2 separate regions of the Homo sapiens genome follow, and region 1 is linked to region 2. A link is an interaction called in ENCODE POLR2A ChIA-PET data of the cell type or tissue named here. Cell type or tissue: A673. All regions are shown on one strand. Links, peaks and the distances in the headings refer to the core of each region. The heading gives the core; the rest is flanking DNA. Region 1 overlaps LRP6 (LDL receptor related protein 6). Region 2 overlaps LRP6 (LDL receptor related protein 6).

Evidence for each region. ChIA-PET counts read pairs that join two places held together with the same protein. Peaks named below come from ENCODE experiments on the same cell type or tissue, not always from the same donor. Only the 100,000 strongest peaks of a DNase experiment are listed, where the experiment ranks them.
Region 1: POLR2A ChIA-PET joins it to region 2 with 5 read pairs; 2 of 35 experiments call an interaction of 5 or more read pairs at or near these places.

What each region holds. Positions count from the first base shown.
Region 1 is chr12:12,152,544-12,163,164 of GRCh38, forward strand. It overlaps LRP6 (LDL receptor related protein 6), which reads right to left. Exons shown (of 23, transcript NM_002336.3): 10 at 9,650-9,876; 11 at 7,237-7,421; 12 at 6,286-6,612. It also overlaps the pseudogene RPL21P100. Among named protein-coding and RNA genes, the nearest start is that of MIR1244-4, 46 kb to the left of the region's middle. In A673, for the core only: no CTCF peak of the experiment used is centred there; no DNase peak of the experiment used is centred there; H3K27ac peaks cover 920 bases.
Region 2 is chr12:12,243,711-12,255,645 of GRCh38, forward strand. LRP6 (LDL receptor related protein 6) reads right to left here. Exons shown (of 23, transcript NM_002336.3): 2 at 552-945. It also overlaps the pseudogene LOC101929053. Among named protein-coding and RNA genes, the nearest start is that of LRP6, 17 kb to the right of the region's middle. In A673, for the core only: a CTCF peak has its summit at 5,605; DNase peaks (open chromatin) are centred at 5,851 and 6,121; H3K4me3 peaks cover 302 bases; H3K27ac peaks cover 5,000 bases.

The sequences.
Region 1 (10,621 bases), core at 5,622-10,621, 88 kb before region 2:
CAAAGTGCTGGGTTTGCAGATGTGAGCCACCATGCCTGGCCAAGAATGACTTCTGGGAGACTACCAACAACTTCAAAGTCTAAGGCCATTTTTTAAATCTTCATTAAAATATCTGTATACATTTCATAATTATACTCTATTTTCTTAGTGCTTAGACATCACCTAAATACAGGAGAATTTTGTCCTTCTCAGGAATATAAAACATAAATAGCCAAGCCACGACTCCTTGCTTTATTTCCTCCTATTCCCCATTCTTCACAGCTCCATTATTTGTGGTCTCTCAGCTTATTTTACATTTACACTCAAATGAATACTGGCTTAAATCCCAAAGGAAATCAGTACTCACAAAGAAACTTGTTATCTACAAAACTGCAATTCTGCTTTAAGTTCTTCATTAGTTAAAAACCCACACTCAGCTTGGAAGATTTAGAAAGTTATCCCAATGATCCTACTACAAATCTCCATTTCTGGAGTCCATCATACTAATACATTGATTTAACAACTTTTAGCAATTTTTGTGGAGTCCATACTTCGAGTAGTAAAAACACATCACACAGAATAGCTAAAAAGTCTCCCACTATCATTTTTATTTTAAAAGAATTATATTTTGGCAGTACTACTTTCTTAGTAAAGCAAGAAAAAAATTTTTAAAGGTTCTAAATTGGCTGGGCACAGTGGTTCATGCCTGTAATACTAGCCCTTTGGGAGGCTGAGGCAGTAGGATCACTTGAGGCTGGGAGTTCAAGACCAGCCTGAACAACCCAGCAAGACCCCCTTCTGTTTAAAAGACTTAGAAGAAAGATCCCAGAGTTTTAGTTCCCATATTTTCTTGCCTGGGAAGCAATTAATCAAATATATATTTGGCTCCTAGGATATTTTGCTGGGTACTCTCTTTTCCAAGCAAAATTTTAACCTTCAATAAGATTCCACAATTAGTTGTGGATCTTGTTGTTCTAGAAATGCAGATTAAGAGAAAGCCATATGTGGCTCCAAATAAATACCTGCTCCAAAAAGTCTACTCAAATATATTAAAAATTACAAATTAACTGGTTATTTCTAAAAGGCAGCTAATATTTTGACCTATTTTCAAGTCAGTGTTTAAAATGACAAAGAATATGCCATTTTAAAAGCCTAAATCCACCCTATCAAATTTATTAAACTCTAACCACCTCTCTCACATTTCCTTCAGAATGGTGCTTTAACAACGACCTCATCTGGTTGTCTTGAGTCTCGCATTCCCACAATGGAGACATCAGAGAAGCTGGAGGATGAGATGTACGTAGGAGGGAGCTTTTCAGTTCTCTTCTGAAGGCATATGTGTTCACTGGTAGCTTAGACAAAGGTGTTGCTCTTGTTTAAGAATAGAATAAACTATAAGGCCAAGACCATCATGTATGACTGTACCATTTGTGCTCTGTGCCAGGGGCATTGAGTAGGAACTGAAATCCAGTCCACACTTCCTTAGCCACGCCATACACCTGTAGGGCTAAATCTGCTCAGAGGAAACATCTTTTTCCAATTTGCACAAAGATGCCACAGAGGCCACTTCAGTACTGAATAAAGGATTACACAATCTGGCTTCCCATTTCCTCTCTGATCTAATTTCTTTATTCACTTCATTCCAGCAACACTAGCTTCCTAGGTGTTCCTCTAACATGTCGGACATGTTCCCCCAAGACCTTTTGCATTTACTATCCCCTTTTGCTTGATAGGCCTTCTCCCAGTATCCGCATAGCTCATTTCCTCACTTCCTTCAGTTCTTGACATAAATGTCATTTTTTCAGTAAGAACTTCCCTAATCACCCCAGTTAACACTGCAGTCCCTGTCACCATCACCCTTTCTTGCTCTTTATATTTCTTCATTATACTTATTGCCACCTAACCCCTGACATAATTTATTTAGTTTATTATCTGTTCCACTGAATTTCATTCACTGCTATGTTTTCCAACGGCTGAAGTAATGCGCAGCATGTAATAGGTGCTTGATAAATAAACACTCATTACAATAATATATGAAGAAACAAAGAAACAAGCAATAGAGCCTAGCGCAGTGGCATGTGCTCGTAGTTCCAGCAACTCGGAAGATTGAGGTGGGAGGACTGCTTGAGCCCAGGAGTTCAAGTCTAACCTGGGCAACACAGTAAGACCTGATCTCTTAAAAAGAGGGAAAAAAGCCAGAAAGAAGCACTGAGTGACAAGGAGAGCCTTGTAGCTATGATTTTGAAAGTAAGAAAATAAAATTTGAGACGAGGAAAGGAAAAGAAAAATTTATTTAGGACCTCCAATATATTACATATCATACTAAATGTTATTTAATCCACAAAATTATCTCTATTTTATAGGCGAGTGCGCTGAGGATCTGAAAGGTTAGGCCAGGCGTAGTGGCTCATGCCTGTAATCCCAGCATCTTGGGAGGCCAAGGCTGGTGGATCACCTGAGGTCAGGAGTTCAAGACCAGCCTGGCCAACATGGTGAAATCCCGTCTCCACTAAAAACACAAAAATTAGCCAGGCACCGTGATGCACGCCTGTAAACTCAGCTACTCAGGAGGCTAAGACAGGAGAATCACTTGAACCTGGGAGGCGGATGTTGCAGTGAGCCAAGATCACGCCACTTTACTCCAGCCTGGGTGACAGTGTGAGACTCTGTCTCAAACAAACAAACAAACAAACAAAAAGTCTTTCAGCCAGAACTGCCATCTTCCAGTAATTTGCCAAAATGATGAACACAAAGGGAAAGAGGAGAGGCACCCGATACGTGTTCTCTAGGCCTTTTAGAAAGCATGGAGTTGTTCCTTTGGCCACCTATATGCAAATCTGTAAGAAAGGTGATATTGTAGACATCAAGGGAATGGGTACTGTTCAAAAGGAATGCCCCACAAGTGTTACCACTGCAAAACTGGAAGGGTCTACAATGTTACCCAGCATGCTGTTGGCATTGTTGTAAACAAAAAAGTTAAGGGCAAGATTCTTGCCAACAGAATTAATATGCATATTCAGCACGTTAAGCACGCTAAGAGCCGAGATAGCTTCCTAAAGGAAGCTATCAGAAAATGGAAAGTTATCAGAAAAAGAAGGAAAATGATCAGAAAAAGAAAGAAGCCAAAGAGAAAGGTACCTGGGTTCAACTGAAGCGCCAGCCTGCTCCACCCAGAGAAGCATATTTTGTGAGAACCAGTGGGAAGGAGCCTGAGCTGCTGGAACCTATTCCCTATGAATTCATGGCATAATAGGTGTTAAAAAAATAAAAGACTTCTGGACTGTTAAAAAAAAAAAAAAGGTTAAATAATTTTCCCAAGGTCACAAAGCTGTTGGGTAAAACAGCGTATGTGTTTTTCCAAGCCTTGCCTTGTTTCTTCATTCATTTATTTAACAATAATTTCTTGAGTATCTACCACAGACTAAGTGTTATTCTAAGGCACATAAGATATGTCAATGAAGAAAACAGAAAAAAAATTGTTGCTTCATGGAGTTTATATTCCAACAGACAATAAGCAACAAATATAATAAAGAAGGAAGTGACATAAATAGTAGAGTATATAAATTACATAATACATAAAGAGGTGAAAGTGCTATGGGAAAAAGAAAAGAAAAAGTACAGATAAGGGGCACTGGCACGTTGGATAGAATGGCAGCATAATTTTAATTTTAAATAGCATAGACCAGGTGTCACTATGAAGGAAACAATTAAGCAAAGACTTGGACGTGAAGGGTATCCACGCAAATATATGCAATAACACTCCAAGCAGAGTAAACAAGCAGTTCAACAGTCATGAAGCGGGAGTACCCGGCCTAGCTGAAACCAGCAACGAGGCCAGTGTGGCTGTAATGAAGAAAGCAAGAGAGACAAGAGTAAAAGCTGAGGTTAGAGAAGAAAACTGAGTGGTGGGGAGTGAGAGTGAAGAAGGGGTTATGAAATGTGGGGTATAGGTCATGTAGGACCCAGTAGGCCATTATAAGAACTAGGTTTTTATTCTGTGTGAAATGAGAAGCCAAACTTCTCAAAAGAGATGTCTATATATGTCACTATCGTTTCCTTTTTTCCATTCACGTTTTAATGTACTGCATTCTGCATTTCACCATTACTTCCCTGAAATTACTCTCTTCAGGGTTAATAACCACTTTACCCAAAAATCCAGTGTATGCTATTTTAGACCTCCCCTTACTCATTCAACAGAGTTCATTTTTGAAACAACCTAATCTCTGTCTTCGTGCCTCTATTCTCTCCCGCTTTTCCTCTTACCTCTCTGGTTGCTACTTCTCAGTGTTCTCTGTGAACTTCTCTTCCTCAACCAGAGTTGCATAGTTTACCAAGTGCCTTCTTTTCTCTCCATCAGAGTTAGCCCACTGATGGGGGTTATGGCCCACAAGTTAAATCTGGCCTGCTGCCTGTTTCTGTAATAAAGTTTTACTGGAATTCAGCCACTTCCATTTTTAAAATGTATTGCCTGAGGCTGCTCTCACACTGCCATGGCGAGAGCTGGGCAGAGTTCAGCAGGTGTGAGACAGCCTAAACACCCACAAAGCCTATGAGAGAAAGCTGCTGGCTCTTGAACTATACCTTCTCTTTAGGTAACCTCATTCATTTTAAATACATCCTGGTAATCCCAAAATTTGTATCTTCAACCTCATGTCTCTTCTCCGATGATAGTCCATCATCTATGACACATAATCTAGAGGTCATCCTTGCTTCCTCCCTTTCTTTCCCACACAGAACTCATTAACAACTTCTGCTTGCTCTAGCTTCCACATACATCTCGAATCCATCAACCTCTCTTCAACACACACGCTGCTGCCACCACCATTGTCCAGGTCTACCTGCATTACCACACTGGTCTAACTGACTTCCCTGCTACTGGTTCTCCCCAGAAATCAGACCATGTATTATCTTTAATCTTCATAACAACCCTATACAGCAATTACTATTATTATTCCAATTTTACAAATGAGAAAAAATAAAGGCTTAAAGAATTTATTACTTGTGTAAAGCAAAAAAGCTAATGTGTGGCAGAGATTCCAAAGTATAACCTCTTAATCATTCCACTACATGCTTGTGTCCTTTCTCTTTCACAACTGAAGTTGGCATCAGAACAGACCAAATTTTTCCTATGGGAATTCTGACACATTCTCTCAAGCACAAAAGAAAGTCATGTCAATAGTTAATTACCTCTAATATCCTTAGCAGTTTGTTACTTTCCATCATATTGACCCAAACCCTACACCCCTCCCATAATCTACTCTTTCTGATTTAATCTACTTATTTCTTAATCGTATCTACCAATTTGTTCTTGTCTATCCACCAAGAAATGGGCCTTCATATATATTTAAGTTATAAGCCAGGTTTCCCCTAGCCAACAATGTTTTGTTACACACTTTGTTGTTAGTGTTATGTGTGTACTTGCCGGTATTTAAAAATCAGGAGATGAGGGAGTCACACACACAAAAAAATCTAGATTCAGGACCAAATGAAAAGATCTGGTAACATCAGCTTCAGTTAAACTGCAACTGCCTACTATGTTCATTGCATGTTCTCTTTAGTTTCTCATCAACTGTTACTTTATACTGGGTTACATGTTCTCATACGCGTTTTCTGTATGGCCTGTTAAACATTTAAATTTTTTATGACTGTCCTACTCTTTGCACTTCAAAGGACAAGTAAGTTGTGTTTTGCGATTCACTGTTTTACTGTTTGTAATGTTCTTCCCTTCCTTTACAATAAATATGATGCATGAAACTATGCAACTTTTACACTTAATATTTAATGTCCAAGGGTAAAAGACTTAATTTTTCCTTTTTTTTTGAAGAAAGAATCTCTCTGTGTCACCCAGGCTGGAATGCAGTGGTGCCACCATAGCTCACTGCAGCCTCAATCTCCTGGGGCCAAGTGATCATCCTACTTCACCCTCCTGAGTAGGTGGGACTACAAATGCACACCATTACTCTGGCTAATTTTTTTATTTTTTGTAGAGGCAAGGTCTCGCTATATTGCCTAGGCTGGTCTTGAACTCCTGAGCTGAAGCATTCCTCCCACCTCAGCTTCCCAAAGTGCTGGGTTACGGACATAAGACAATGGACCAGCATAAGACTTAATTTTTCTATAACATCAAATTGCTATCATCAAACAAGTAATAAGTAACAAACACTTGCATTCCCCTACCCTTTAACCAAACAAATAACCCCCTCTGGATTTCCACACTATTTAACTTTAGAAAAAACACACACTAAAGTACTTTGAAAATGCTGCTTTCTCTCATTCTAGCTTGCTTTGGAGGGAAATGCAGCTTACCACTACAAGTCCTGTTGTCAGCATTAAGAGAGTAGTGGGCAGGGCATCCACAAACAAAACCCCCAACTGGCACAGCCAAGCAGAGGTGGGAGCAGTGCCCATTGCTGGAAGCACATTCATTCCACCCTGACTGTCGAGATGAGTGAAAGACGAGGATGTCCATCACATAATCCAAATGGCCCTGAATGATGGTGCGGTTTTGGCCACTGGTTTTGTTGGCACGCTCAATGCTGCGTCGGCTCCAGTCCGTCCAGTAGATATAATCTTGGTACTGAGTTAAGCCAAAAGGATGAGGCAAGTCATCTGCTATAACTTCACGGTTGAGCCCTATTTTCAGAAAGGCAGTAGACAGGGGAGAAGCAGAGTGATGAAATATGTGAGAATACAAGTGTCTTGCTGGCAAAAAGAAAAAAAAAAGCCCTAACATATAAAACATTACATTGTAAGCAATTTAAAATAGAAAAATTCATTTAAAAGCAATTCTAAAACGAGACCAATTCTCTGAAATCAATCTATCTTCTGACCCCATGCTTCAAACTTATATTCCTGCTACAAATCACTCAGTTTCCTAAAATTCTTGCAAATGGTCTACTTTAAATGTGGTTTTATTTTCTCTATATAAGGGTCTACAGTTCACTTTTTCTTCTTGAACTATAGAAGGAAAAGATGGAAATATATATATTTTACTGGTACAAAAGTCATTTCAGGAGTATCTAGGGAGTTATAAATTTCATTACAAGTCCAATAATAATGAAACTTTCACATAATAAAAAGATGAATCCAAGTACCTGGATCACTATTAATAACAAACAGGATACAATTCCAGAACAGAAGAAGAATGGACACATTCATATGAAGTTGTATTAAAAGTATCTAACCAATGATAAATAGCAGCCACTGATATTTGCATGGAAAGAATATACTGTTTGAGTAAAAAGTAGTAAAGCTTACCAAGCATATTTGAAGATTCTATTAAGTTGGTGTCCAGGTCTGTCCAATAAAGCCTCCTTTTAGCATAATCAATAGTTAGGCCGTTTGCCCGCCCCACATTTGGAACTAAGGTAGTACGTTCACTTCCATCCATTGCAGCTCTGTCTATCTTAGGTTTTCCACCCCATTCAGTCCAATACATAAATCTAAATTCAAAATAATAAATATTTAACATTTCAATTTTTTATTATCTGGGGGAAAGAGTCATATTCATGCAAAGTAACTAAATAAATTTAAAGAAAACATACAGCAAATCAAGGAAATGGGTTAAACAAAATCACGGCTACAATGCTTTCAATTATTTTGGCACCCTAAACTAAATATTTTTTTCCATATCCCAAAAAGGAAGTGAGTCAGCTTTCCTTAGTCTTTCCAATACATTTGTTCCATCCAAACCTAGGAATTGGAAATAAACCAACAGTTTATTGCAGTACTGGCATTTGTAAAATTAACATTCAAGAAAACAGCAAAGGTTTAAAGCTCTGGTCTCAGAATCTGGTTCACTTCTGAGTAAAATATTTTTATATACTTTTGAATATTAACTAATTTGAGTTTTTAATATGCTGAACTTACTTTTTGACTTGTGTAATCAACTCTTCCTCAAAATAAGTTGCAGAAGTACATGAAAGGTAATTATAAATACTAAGCCTTTAACTGAAGTCAAAAGCAAAGCTTGAAAATGTATTTGGTCATATGGTCCAAGGGAGCATACTATATGGTAAGAACAACGACTCACCCCTTGATGTGTCCACTGGGCAATGAACACTACACTACGCTACAACAATCTCTGTGAAATTTTAGAATAATTACTTTGCTGTTATTTTCCATTTTTGAGTTTTGCACTTTAATCTTACAGTAATCCTACAGTATAGGCTTTTTATAGATGAAGAGCCCAAAACACTACAAGAAATGTGAACAACTTATCTAATGTCTTCAAGCCAGTTAGATGACAGAGCTAGAACTAGAACCTAATCCTTGGCCAAATGCCCTTTCAAGTAAACTAGTGAGGTGCTAGTTTTTGAGACTCTTGAATACTGGAACTAAAAAAGCACATCACATGCCAGCTCTCACGAAATACCTGAGGACATATATTCACTCATCAGCCTGTCAGCTGATAGCTGACTTGGTAGCAATGTATGAACATGCTTTTCTGAAAACTGAAGGTGTCCTGCCTTTATATGCATTTGCACTTGTCATTTGACAGGCATGTGCACACCACAAGAGCCAAAGAGAAACAACTGTGAGAGAAATTTCATACTTGCCAGCAGCAACCAATTAGTCCCAACTATTAAATTTATCTGTCTGGCAGCTAATGTTTAGAGCAAAGATCACCACAATATGTCAGTGCTGACTAGATGAATTACTAGCTAATCATGGAATCAATGTCACTTCAGGGAAATTATTTTAAGTAGCAAATACAGTAAACATATTTATATGTTCACACTGTTTACTTCTTTTTTTTTTTCCAAGATGGAGTCTTGCTCTGTTGCCCAGGGTGGAGTGCAGTGGCACGATCTCGGCTCACTGCAACCTCCACCTCCCAGATTCAAACAATTTTCCTGCTTTAGCCTCCAGAGTAGCTGGGACTACAGACACATGCCACCATGCCTGGCTAATTTTTTTTTATCTTTAGTAGTTACGGGGTTTCACCATGTTGGCCAGGCTGGTCTCGAACTCCTGACCTTGTGATCTGCCCACGCCTCGGCCTCCCAAAGTTGCTGGGATTACAAGCGTGAGCCACCACGCCCGGCCTGTTGACTTCTTTTATAAGTGGAATTTTTCTTTAGATTTCAGATTTCTTAGCTGCCGGCTTTAAAAAATTTGCTGACTCTTGTAAAAAGGAACACTCGCCCTTGAAAAACATCATGTTGTGAACAGTTTATTCTATCTTGTAATAACAAAGCTACTGCCAGTTTATAATAATGATCAAACCAAACTATCCATTTTGAATTAATAAATACTCCAAAATAAAGCTTTTTAAATGTAGTTTTTTCTTAGCTCACAACATTGTTTCGGTGGGTTTACTTCAATAGGCTTGGAATCTAGTATAACTGGGAAGGAGTGCAAGCAACTACAGATGGATAATACCTCTTGGTATATATACTTAACATATCAGTATACTCATCAGTAACATTTATTAACCCATTCCCCTCTTTCTTCACCTAAAGTTAATTACGACAAGAGTAAAATTAGCTAATAATTATTCATTCAAATCAGCAAAATATCAATAGTGTTTTTAAAAGTTCATCTATCATTTAGTTCTCAGATTCCTAATACGTATTATTTAAAACATTAAGAATATCATCTGTAACTATGCCATGTTCCCCGAAATGTACACTGCAGTTGCAAAGAATGCACATGTAAAGCTGTTTACCCTTCGGCAGGGTCCAACGCGAGAGCTCTGGGACTATCTAGGTCTTTCCACACCAAAACTTGTCGGTGCTGCCCATCCAACTTTGACACCTCAATTCGATTCGTTCCTGTGTCTGCCCAGTACAAGTTCTTCCCAAGCCAGTCTACTGCCATGCCTTCTGGATAATCTAAGCCGAATTCTACCACATGTTCCAGTGCACTGCCATTCATAAAGGCTCTGCTGATGGTCTGCAAAAGAACATTAACAACTAAGTCATATGGCATAAGTCTAAACCCTATCCAGAAAGAAGGTTTGGTTTGGTTTTTGTCAGGGGCAAGAGGATCCAGAAGTGCCAAGAGGCATACTATTTCCTATTAAAATTCACATAACTTGCAAGCACAGAAAAATTTGATGTCAATCTCTAATAAATGCAACTTCAAGTTTTACTGCCAATTCAGGGGAGAAATTTTAAAACTCTAATGCACCAAAAATTTATTCTACTAACAGCAGAATGACTTTACTTTTAAAATTTATCAGTAATCAAGTGGAAAAGCTGTGACCACAATGCTACAGATCTTAATTAGTGGTCAATTTTCTAAAGGTGCTTAAGATTATGGCAAGTCATCATGCCTACCATATAAATGAATGTAACCATTATACTACCATTATAGCACTGAGTCCCATAACACTTTTAAAAATCATAATTCAAACTAATAATAGATACATCTTATCAAGTATTATCCTAAGTACGTTTTGTCCGTAGATTTTGTCACTTAATACAACAGTCCTGCAAGTATGGCATCACCCCTATTTTATGTTTTTGAGACAGAGTCTCACTCTGTCACCCAGGCTGGAGTGCAGTGGCATGATCTCGGCTCACTGCAACTTCTGCCTCCCAGGTTCAAGTGATTCTCGTGCCTCAGTTTCCCGAGTAGCTGGGATTACAGGTATGCGCCACCATGACCAGCTAATTTTTGTATTTTTAGTAGAGAC
Region 2 (11,935 bases), core at 2,769-7,768:
TTCAAGACCAGCCTGGGCAACACGGTGAAATTCTGTCTCTACAAAAAAAAATTTTTTTGAGACAAAGTCTCACTCTGTTGCTCAGGCTGGAGTGCAGTGGTGCGATCTCAGCTCACTGCAACCTCTGCCTCCTGGGTTCAAGTGATTTTCGTGCCTCAGCCACCCGTCTAGCTAGGATTACAGATGTGCGCCACTACGCCCAGCTAACAAAAAATTTTTTTTAGCTAGCCAGGTGTGGTAGCGCACACCTAAAGTCCCAGCTACTTGGGAGGCTGAAATGGGAGGATCACTTCAGCCTGGGAGGCTGACAGTGCAGTGAGCTTTGATTGCACCACTGCACTACAGCCTGAGTGACAAAGCAAAAACCCTGTCAAAAATAATAATAACACAACGTAACTTTCCACATTCAAGTCTACTCAACAAAGAAGCCCAAAGAATCTAAAATTCCTGTTTTCGATCTTTCTTTTCTCATAGGGGTCAGGGTGGTGTATGTCAGTGGAGAAAAACCGAAAGGAGGTATGATGATCTTCGTACACTGTACAAAAACTTACCCACTTGAAGGATCTAAGGCAATAGCTCTGGGTTGATCCAACTCTTGCCAAAATAAAACTTTTCGTAAAGATCCATCTAAATTAGAAACTTCAATCCGATTAGTTTCAGAATCTGTCCAGTACAATTTTTCTCCAAGCCAATCACATGCCAGCCCATCGGGGGACAATAATCCAGAAACAACAACATTCTGCACACTCTCAGTTTTGTTAAATTCTGTTCGTTTAATGGCTTCTTCGCTGACATCACTCCAGTATATCAAGCCATGACTAAACACAAAGTCCACCGCAGCTGCATCCTCCAAGCCTCCAACTACAATCGTAGCATTCTCTTTGCCATTTGTAGCATCAACCAATCGCAAGTCCCGTCTGTTTGCATAAAGCAACAAAGGGGCCGCTAGAACAAAAAAAGAAAAATATGTAAGTGAAAAGGAAGAAAACGTATTGGTTCTTATAAACTGCGTTTCAAATCGGTTTAAGTGAGCAAAGACTGTCGAAAATAAGAAAAGAATAAATAAATCATTAGGAGACCATCTAAACTTCACACACAAAATATTATTTTTGCAGCATTTAAAAAATAAGACATAGGAAATGGGGGGAACTATTTCCACCACGATAGTCTTTTCTTGTTAAAATAACTCAGATAAAATTTTAAAGCCTGGCTATACCAAGAATTGGCAATAATATGGAGCTACTGGAACACTCATACTCTACTGGGGTGAATGTAAAATGGTACAGCCACTTGGGAAAACAGTTTGGCAGTTTCCTAAAAGGTTAAACATACAACCTACTATACAATCCAAGGCAATAGCTAGATACTGTTTATTCCACATCTAGGTATTTACTCAAGAGAAACAAAAACATATGTCAATACAAAGACTTGTATGCAAATGCTCATACCAATTTATTTGTAATAACCCAAACTGGAATCAACCCAAATGTCATCAACAGGCTAATGGATAAAAAACTGTGATACTGCCATACAACAGAAAATAATGAACCCTTTGTACATGAAAAATGGGTGGATCTCAAAATAATTCAGAATGAAAGAAGCCAGGCCAAAACAAAGGTATATATTGCATGACTCTCATCTATATAAACTTTTACAAAAGGCAAACTTTTGTAAAAACACAAAGCAGATCAATGGCTGTCTCAAAATAGGGAAAGAAGGTGCAAAAGAATGAGGGGGAGGATTAAAAATGGGCATGAGCAAACTTTTGCAGGTGATGAGCTATATTATCAATAATGATGGTTTCGGAGGTGTAAACATGTCAAAACTTATTAAATTTTACACTTAACATAAGCAAAATTTATTGTCTATCAATTATACCTTAATAAAACTGTTACAGTTTGACAGAAATAGTTCTTAGTAAAGCTACTTTATTCTGTTCTATATTACTATTAAAATGACCTTTGAAAAGACCCGAAACTAAATATAAAGCCAATCTTACAGAAATAACATTTAACTTTGAGAAAGTTGAAGCTGTTGGGAGTGAGGTAGTATAAATTCCATGTTTTTTGGTTTTTATTAAATATCTATTCCAAGCTTCTGACATTTACTTTCCTAGTATCAAGCAACAATTAAAAATCTAGAGCACTACTGTCCTACAGAACTTTCTGTGATGATGGAAATGTCCTCTCCACTGCATAACACAGTACCACCAGTCACACGCAGCTATGGAGCGCTTAAAATGTGGCTAGTGTGACTACAAAATTAAATTTTTAATTTTATATAAACTTTTTTTTTTTTTTTTTTTTTTTGAGACAGAGTTTTGCTCTTGTTGCCCAGGCTGGAGTGCAATGGCACGATCTCAGCTCACTGCAGCCTCCGCCTCCCAGGTTCAAGCAATTCTCCTGCCTCAGCCTCCTGAGTAGTTGGGATTACAGGTGCCCACCACTATGGGTCCGGCTAATTTTTTGTATTTTTACTAGAGGTGGGGTTTCGCCATGTTGACCAGGCTGGTCTTGAACTCCTGGCCTCCGGTGATCCACCCGCCAGGGCCTCCCAAAGTGCTTGGGATTACAGGCGTGAGCCACTGCGCCCGGCCCCAATTTTATATAATCTTAATTCATTCCAATTTATATAGACAAGTGTGGCTAGTGGTAGTATTGGATAGCACACATCTAGAGGCTGGAATGCAGAACATAAATGAGGCAGCAAAAGTAAGACCAAGCCAGGCACGGTGGCTCACGCCTGTAATCCCAGCACTTTGGTTAAGCCCGGGAGTTCAAGACCAGCCTTGGCAACACATGGAAACCCCATCTCTACAAAAAAATTAATTTAAAAAAGTAGCCAGGCATAGTGGTGCACGCCTGTAGTCCTAGGTACTCAGGAGACTAAAATGGGAGGGTCACTTGAGCCCAGGAATTTAAGGCTGCAGTGAGCCTGGGTGACAGAGGGAGACCCTGTCTCAAAAAAAAAAAAAAGAGTGAGTTATGATACAATTATCTACATGATCTTCTTTCATAATTACTTACTAAGGGTCTACAACTGTGTCATCTGAAGCCAAGCCCAACTACCATTTAGAAGTAACGATTCCCCTTTTCAAGAAATTACTCCAATCTCAAAAAAGTGTAAGAAAAAAGTGATGTTTACACTATAGATTGTGTCTGTCAAATAGTTATAAATGTATACTATTTTCATCTATAAGTACAACATAAACTTCCCTAACTAAGCTTAAATCCAACTTTCTTAGTCAAAAACAAACTGGCAGACAGCTTTTTTAAAAAGTGGCTAACCAATCTTTCTGCTTATTCTGTGTATCTGCTGCAGCTATCAGCAAATTCATAAACTTCCCTAACAGAGTCACTTTTAATTCATTTCTGGCCTTCACACATCACACTGATTTATCAGTCCCCACAGAGCCCACTATACTGAGTCTCTCATACTATGGGCCAAATATAAACATCAGAAAAAAGGTCCCTACTAGTGAAGGATACAATGCTAAGTGCTGCATAAGGCTAAGGAATACCCACGAAACACTTAAAATTGAAAATTCAAGAGTGATAATCATCTAATATTTACTGGGCACCTTCTTTATGGCACTATCTTGGAAAACTATATCAAAGCTATAGGACATTAGGTGGCAGCCAAATGTCTTTCATTGCTTTCAAGTCAAACTTTAACACTTCTACGTGTACTGAATATTTTTGGTCTACAAAATCCAAAAACGCTTTCTGGTCAGTTAAGGCCTCACAAGCATTCTGAGTCTCTTCTCCCTCCTGAAAACGGGTGAAGGAGGCAAAGTTAATCTTTTTTAAGTTAGCAATACTGGTTACAATTGAGGATTTGTAAAGGACTGTACATAAATCTGCTGCACATAAACCACACTATTGAAAGGAAATCCCAGGGTTCATCCTGTCCAACCACCCTTCTGATGCTTGAATACTTTCTATTACATTGTCACCAGTATCTGTTCAGCAACATATTAAATGGGATATCTGATAGGTATAATTTGATTTGTAACATTGTTTTTATCTACCAAACAGATACACTGGAACCACATACTTGCTCCCTGGAACATGCCAGTATCTTCCATTCCAGAGAGCTTACTTTCTGACTGCCTAGTATTCAGATAACCCAAATAATCACCATCACTTCTCTTCAGTGGAACACTCACAGTGCTCAGGAATCCTTGTTTTCCTTTATTAAACTCCTGGGAAACTTTCTCTACCAGCCTTTCTAAGCCTTTTCTACTTTTAAAGACTAATTTCCATGCCCTGAATCCTTTATCCTCAGATCATCTCATAAAACAATCTCAGTGAAGCAGGATACAAGGTAAATGTCATACATCCCCAACATCTTAATTTATACCTCTCAAAATTTTCTCTCCACCCATCTTCCCTTACCTTGTCCTCAGTCTCAAATGAGAAGATGGCCTTCCTCCTAAGGCTAAAGCAATACTTTCGGTTCAGCCTCCTTACCTCCTCTCTACAACTTCGCTCTATCAATTGTTCTGTATTTCTCGTATTTTCAATGGTTTACGCCAGGTTCCTTGCTATTGTTTTGTTTTAATAACCCTAACCTTGCTACCATCAGAATAATAATTATATTTCTACTAACTGCAAAATCTTATAACATTGGTATATATACTTCACACTACCATTCATTAGCTATTACTCTTTTATCTAACTTCCTATCCATCACTCAACTGCAAGTGCTTCCTCTAAATCTTTATAACCAAATCCAGTGGTCTTTTCTCAGTCTTTACTCTTTTTTTTTTTTTTTTTTTTTTTTTTTTGAGATGGAGTCTGGCTCTGTCGCCCAGGCTGGAGTGCAGTGGTGCAATCTCGGCTCACTGCAAGGTCCGCCTCCCGGGTTCACGCCATTCTCCTGCCTCAGCCTCCCGAGTAGCTGGGACTACAGGCGCCCGCCACTACGCCCAGCTAATTTTTGTATTTTTAGTAGAGATGGGGTTTCACCGTGTTAGCCAGGATGGTCTCGATCTCCTGACCTCGTGATCCGCCCGCCTCGGCCTCCCAAAGTGCTGGGATTACAGGCTTGAGCCACTGCGCCCAGCCTCTCAGTCTTTATTCTTAACACCTCTAGAGCAGTCAATGCTGTTGACTATATCCCTACCTATATAGAATGTTCTCCTCATACAATACTACCTATTTTTTCTTGTCTTGTTTCAAACCTTCCACTTCCTATATATAGGTATCCTAAGACTCTCTGTTGTTCCAAATGACAGAGTATAAAAAATTAAAGTTCACAAGCAACAGCAACACAAGGTGGCAGCCACCACAGGCTCGGGGGTAAAAGTCCCTTGCAATTTCCCACTTTTGGAAGAACTCAAAGAAGGCCAGAAAGGAGTAGGAGATGGCAGTTAGCTGAGGTCTAGACAATGATAAAGACGTGACACTTACAAGACGTACAGGGATGATAATTGGGCCTGCAAGAACAATTTATGAAAACTGAATATACAGCCTTAAAATAAAATGTGGACCTAAATACCCAGAAGCACCCCCCTTTGTAAGATTTGTAACAAAAAATTAATATGAATGGAGTTAATAGTTCTAATGGATTGGTGGACCCAAGAGCCATATCAGTGCTAGCAAAATGGCAGAATTCACAGCACCAAAGTTGTCCTGCAAGAGCTTTGGCGCCTAATGGTGTCTAAAGAAAATATGAAACTCCCTCAGCCACCTCAAGGACAGTGTTACAGCAACTAATCGAAAAGAAAAACCACAACACAGTGTTACAGCAATTAATCGAAAAGAAAAACCACAGGCCCTTCCTCTTCCCCCTCATTCAATTTAAGCAGTCTTCATTTTCCACAGCAGCAAATTTTCTAGATATGTCTTGTAGACCTCAAAGTACTGGAAAGGAAGCTCCCATTCAAAGGAAATTTATCTTAAGATGCTGTAAAACTAATTTTTTGTCCATTTGAAATATATAAGTTGTGCTATAACAGAAGGAAGGAAGGAAGGAAGGAAGGAAGGAAGGAAGGAAGGAAGGAAGGAAGGAAGGAAGGAAATAAATTAATTAAAGTTCACCTGGTCAACAAGCAATTCTATGCAGCTAATTCCCAAAACATCATCTCTAGTTCTGTCCCTCTAACTTTTTGTTGGCCATCTCTACCTCCCGTTAAATTAAATTCATCACCTTTCCCCCAAAACAACAAAATCCCTCACCAGTCAATGGTACACAATTCTAACCTTACTGGCATGCCTTGGAGCCATCTTTGAGCCCCTCCCCTTTTCCCCTAGTCTGACAATTACTGTCTTGTTGACTCTTATTTTACAAGCATGTCTTTAAATCTGTCTCCTCTTCTCCATTTTTAAAACCACTATCCTACTCTAGACCTTCATGACTTTAGGCCTAAAATATCCTAATAGTAAGTTATCTCAATATTCTCCCCTTTCCTTTTCTACTTCTAATACTTTCAGTTTAGCCAACTCAAAAGCCATTCTGATTCCCCTTGCCTAAATTTACAAAATGCCTCAATACCTCAGCCTTCCACCATGACTTCTACCTAGGACTCTAAATTAATCTTTTATAGTCTCTGCATCATACAAACAGGTTTCAAAACATGTAAACTGGGAGTACATCACACCCATCATTGCAGAGTATTCATTTTCCTGCCTACTCCATACTTCTCTTTTTCTCCCAGCAAGCAAGTCCTTCAAGGCCAGAGTCAAACCTTACCTACTCTGTAACCCTTTCTAATTGACTCAGCTTTACTTCTTTTAATCCTTAGTCTTTAGTACTTACATGATATTAGCTTTTTTTTTTTTTAAGCATACTTCCTACCTCTAGGATCTCAGCCCTTGGAAACAAGAACCATACCTTATAACTAATTTTATCATCAATGCCTACTACAGTTCACTGCACACAGAAATATCATATACATATTTACTAATATTTTGGGGGTTTTGTTTTGAGACAAAGTCTCACTGTGTCACCCAGGCTGGAGTGCAGTGGCACAATCTCGGCTCACTGCAACCTCCGACTCCCTGGTTCAAGAGATTCTCCTGCCTCAGCTTCCCAAGTAGCTGGGACTACAGGCGCCCAACACCACACCCGGCTAATTTTTGTATTTTTAGTAGAGGCAGGTTTCACCATGTTGGCCAGGCTGGTCTCGAACTCCTAACTTCAAATGATCCACCCACCTCAGCCTCCCAATGTGCTGGGGTAACAGACGTGAGCCAACGCACCTGGCTTGATTTTTTTCTTCTTCTTCGTTTTTCGAGATGGGGTTTCGCTCTGTCACCCAGGCTGGAGTGCAGTGGTACAATCTGGGCTTAATGTAACCTTCACCTCCCAGGTTCAAGTGATTCTCCTGCCTCAGCCTCCCTCGTAGGTGGGATTACAGGCGCTCGCCACCACACCCAGCTAATTTTTTTGTATTTTTAGTAGAGACGTGGTTTTGCCATGTTAGCCAGGCTGGTCTTAAACTGCTGACCTCAAGTGATTCGCCCACCTCGGCCTCCGAAGTGCTGGGATTACAGGCGTGAGCCACCGTGCCCAGCCAAAGCCGGCTAAGATTTGACGGGTTTATTTGTAAGATGTTTTTAAGTGCTTATCAAATATTATAGTTACGTAAAACTAGATTTTAGTTTTCTCTGTTAAAATGACGGATTTTCTTCAGTTATTAGTTTGTCTTTTTGATTTTTGTTTTTTGAGATGGAGTCTCACTCTGTCACCCAGGCTGGAGAGCAGTGGTGGGATCTCAGCTCACTGCAAGCACCACCTCCCGGGTTCATGCCATTCTCCTGCCTCAGCCTCCCGAGTAGCTGGGACTACAGGTGCCCGCCACCACGCACGGCTAATTTTTTTTGCATTTTTTTTAGTAGAGACAGGGTTTCACCATGTTAGCCAGGATGGTCTCGATCTCCTGACCTTGTGATCCACCCACCTCGACCTCCCAAAGTGTTGGAATTACAGGCATGAGCCACGGTGCCCCGCCCATTAGTCTGCTTTTAATAAAGAAGTTATTAAAGGTTTTCCTTTGCCTTCTGAATAATCTCCACAGAAGGCAAAGATTGTGTCTTACCAGAATTTCCTGTGCTTAATGCTGACTTTATCATGTCCTTAATTACTTAAAACTGTATTCACACCCTTAAAAGGGTAAGGTTCTTCACCACTGCATTACCTCCCATGCTTACTTTTTTCAATATTTTTTTTAAGAGACAGGGTCTCACCCTGTTGTCCAGGCTGGAGTATAGTGGCACAATCATGGCTCATTGCAACGGCACAATCATAGCTCACTGCAGCTTCAAACTCCTGGGCTCAAACGATCCTCCTGCCTCAGCCTCCTGAGGAGCTAGAACTATAGGCATGAAATCTTTCGCCCAGCTAATTTCTGTAGAGACAGGATCCCACCACGTTGCCCAGGCTGGTCTCAAACTCCTGACCTCAAGTGATCCTCCCATCTTGGCCTCCCAAAGCACTGAGATTACAGGCATGGGCCACCGCACTGAACTAAAATCTTTTTTTTTTTCCGGTCACTTTTGGTTAAATATGTAGCCAAGTATTTTTTTCCACAGTGGCCCATGATCCTATTTAATCAAATGTTCAAACCTCCTAAATGATGCCTTTTGTACCAACAACTGTCTTTGAGATTTCCCCTAAGGGGCCCTAGAAAATCAAAATTCCCTTTACCTTGTAAAAGAGAGATGTTAAAAATAATAGTTTATTTGATCAAACGTTATGGGTCATATGGAAAGCACTGTCAAAGCCAGAGAGGCTTACCCTCCCTAAGTTTAAGTTAAATTTGTATAGGTAAAATGTTATTAATAGGGATATTTTGGAAGTTCTATGAAGGTATAAAGCTCCTAGAAATTCATCAATGCCCTCATTGTCCATGTCTATTAATCAGAGTTCTGGTGCTGCTTTGCCTGGTATTAGACAACAGTATAATGTCATCAGTCATAATTTCAGGGATTTTTTTTCCTCAATGTTAACTTGGTCATAATTTGGCTTCTTTAATCTTCTAGGTTGGCTAATGGTTCTCAGTTAAGAATTCACATCATTTACTTATGGAATGCTATTATATAGAAGTTAACGACCTACTCCAGACTGCTAAATCTTTTTCCTTGATAATCTTGATACATTCTTGATATACTCTATACATATATACATTCTTGATATACTCTTGACATATTCATGGTCCATTACATCTTAGGATTATATGTCTTTAGATTTTCTCTCTGCAATGAATATATTCATCTATATTCATAAATGACATGTACTAGCCACTCTTCTTTAAAATAAGGTTAATCGGCTGGGCGCAGTTGCTCACACCTTAATCCCAGCACTTTGGGGGGCTGATGCAGGTTGATCACCTGAGGTGAGGAGTTTGAGACCAGCCTGGCCAACATGGCGAAACCCTGTCTCTACCAAAAATATAAAAATTAGCAGGGCGTGGTGGCGCGTGCCTGTAATCCCAGCTACCCAGGAGGCTGAGGCAGGAGAATCACTGGAACCCAGAAGGCAGAGGTTGTGGTGGGCCAAGATCGCGCCACTGAACTCCAGCCTGGGCAACACAGCGAGACTCTGTCTCAAAAAATAATAATAAAATAAAGTTAATCATTACGCTTATAGATATGCTTTTGTCTAACACTTTTTTGGGTTGATTTTAGTTCGCATGCCACAAAAATCAAACTTCCTTGCCAATTTCATTATCTTTTCTAACAAAGTTTCATAAGATCTTTCACTTTTTTTCTTTTTTTTTATTATTATACTTTAAGTTCTAGGGTACATGTGCACAACGTGCAGGTTTGTTACATATGTATACATGTGCCATGTTGGTGTGCTGCACCCATTAACTGGTCATTTACATTAGGTGTATCTCCTAATGCTACCCCTCCCCCCTCCCCCCACCCCACAACAGGACCTGGTGTGTGATGTTCCCCTTCCTGTGTCCAAGTGTTCTCACTGTTTAATTTCCACCTATGAGTGAGACATGCGGTGTTTGGTTTTTCGTCCTTGCAATAGGAGATCTTTCACTTTTAAGATTATCAGTAATAGGTTAATCATCACCGTTTTAAGTATTTTGTCATCTACAGATAGTTTTCTGTTTTACTCTAATGCTTCCCTGAAAGCACTTGCAAATCAGCTACAGGCCAGAGTGCACTTGTCTTCAATAAAAAAGGGCTATGGGCCAGGTGTGGTGGCTCACGCCTCTAATCCCCACACTTTGGGAAGCTGAGGTGGGCATATCACTGGAGCCCAAGAGTTCGAGACCAGCCTGGGCAACTTGGCGAAACCCCTTCTCTACCAAAAAATACAAAATTAGCTGGGTATGGTCGCACACACCTGTGGTCGCAGCTACTAGGGAGGCTGAGATGGGAGGATCACTTGAGCCCAGGAGGTCAAGGCTGCAGTGAGCCAAGATTGTGCCATTGCACTCCAGCCTGGGTGACAGAGTGAGACTCTGTCTCAAAAAAAAAAAAAAAAAAAAAAGAAAGAAAGAAAAAGGAAAACTACTACGCCAGGTAACCTGAACACAAGCGTCTGATGGCATCACTTAAATAACTCTGAGACCACACCAGTGGACTGAGTCAAGATTTCCAAACAGCTAGTAGAAAAACAGATGGGTTCGTGAGACTGCTAACACAGATCCAGCAGAACAAGAATTAATTACATAGGACTGAATAAACTGATGAAGGATGATTATGGGTTTCGTTTAAAATATTGCTGATGCCTTAGCGTCCTATTTTCTGGATATAAGGAACCCCTTTCTCTTTTCTCTGAAGCTATCTATAACTCACAACAATTTAAGGAGACTATGTTTTTGTAAACCGAAATAAACACTTATCTTTTTCTCCCCCGTCTTACTCCTCCAGAATTCAAAAACTCTTATTATTTTTATTTTCATGGCAATATAGTTATCTGCAGAGGTTCAATGAGTCTGCCTTCTAGCTGGAAACATTACTTATGCAACCAAGGCTTTGACTGGAATGCCACATTTGAAAATATTCATTTAATCAGGTATGACCAAATACTTCTAAGTTACAGTTGACTTTATGAACCAACGCTTACAGTCCTCTTAGGAAAACTGGCCTGGTAACTGGCTTACAGAGTTCCCAGCCTTGCAGGTGAATTAAGCAAGATCACTTCCCGGCAGGCTCAAAAATCCTAGAATATTTTGGGAACTTCAAGACAGGAATTCACCCAAATTTATAGGTATTACAAGTGAAACCTGATGGTCAGTTCTTGACTTACCTTTATAGTCTCAAGAGGCATTTTAAAGTCCAATCAGATTCCTTAAAAAAACTTTCAGCAAGGCAATATTAAAAGACCTATTATATGATAAATTACTATTATTGCTACACCTATGTAAATAATCAGGCCCAATCTAATGAGATCAACTTCTCAATGACTCTTATTCCATTGTCAACAGTGACTGATTTTGTTTTAAACAACAGGGAGACTGACCAGTGCACATCACAATTGCCCATTACTTACTCATTGACTTGGCTTGAATAAACTTTAGTCAGGATTCTCTTCTCCCCACAAATTCCTAAACTTTGGCTTGCCCTAAGCTTAAGAAAGTAGATGCACAACTTCTTCCCTCATTCTGACCATTAGCTGACTGCAGAAAAAAAAAAAAATGCTTTCCAGTTAAATAGTCCTGGTCATGCAATCTGCTCACCCCTACCTATTTGGCCCACATTCCCACAAAGTTCCTGATAGCCCTGCTTACTTCTCCTTTCTATAAAAAAAAAAAAAGCCTTTTTCGGTTTGATTTTGAAGTGTGTTGCAGATCCTGTAGTAAGCATGTCCTTCTACTGCAAAAATCCTTTCAAATAAAGTCTCTCCTTACCTAAGTCTAGCTTTGTTTTTGCTTTTGGGTTTGGTCACTTTTTTTTTTTTTTTTTTTTTTGAGACAGAGTCTCACTCTGCCATCCAGGCTGGAGTGCAGTGGTGCGATCTCATCTCA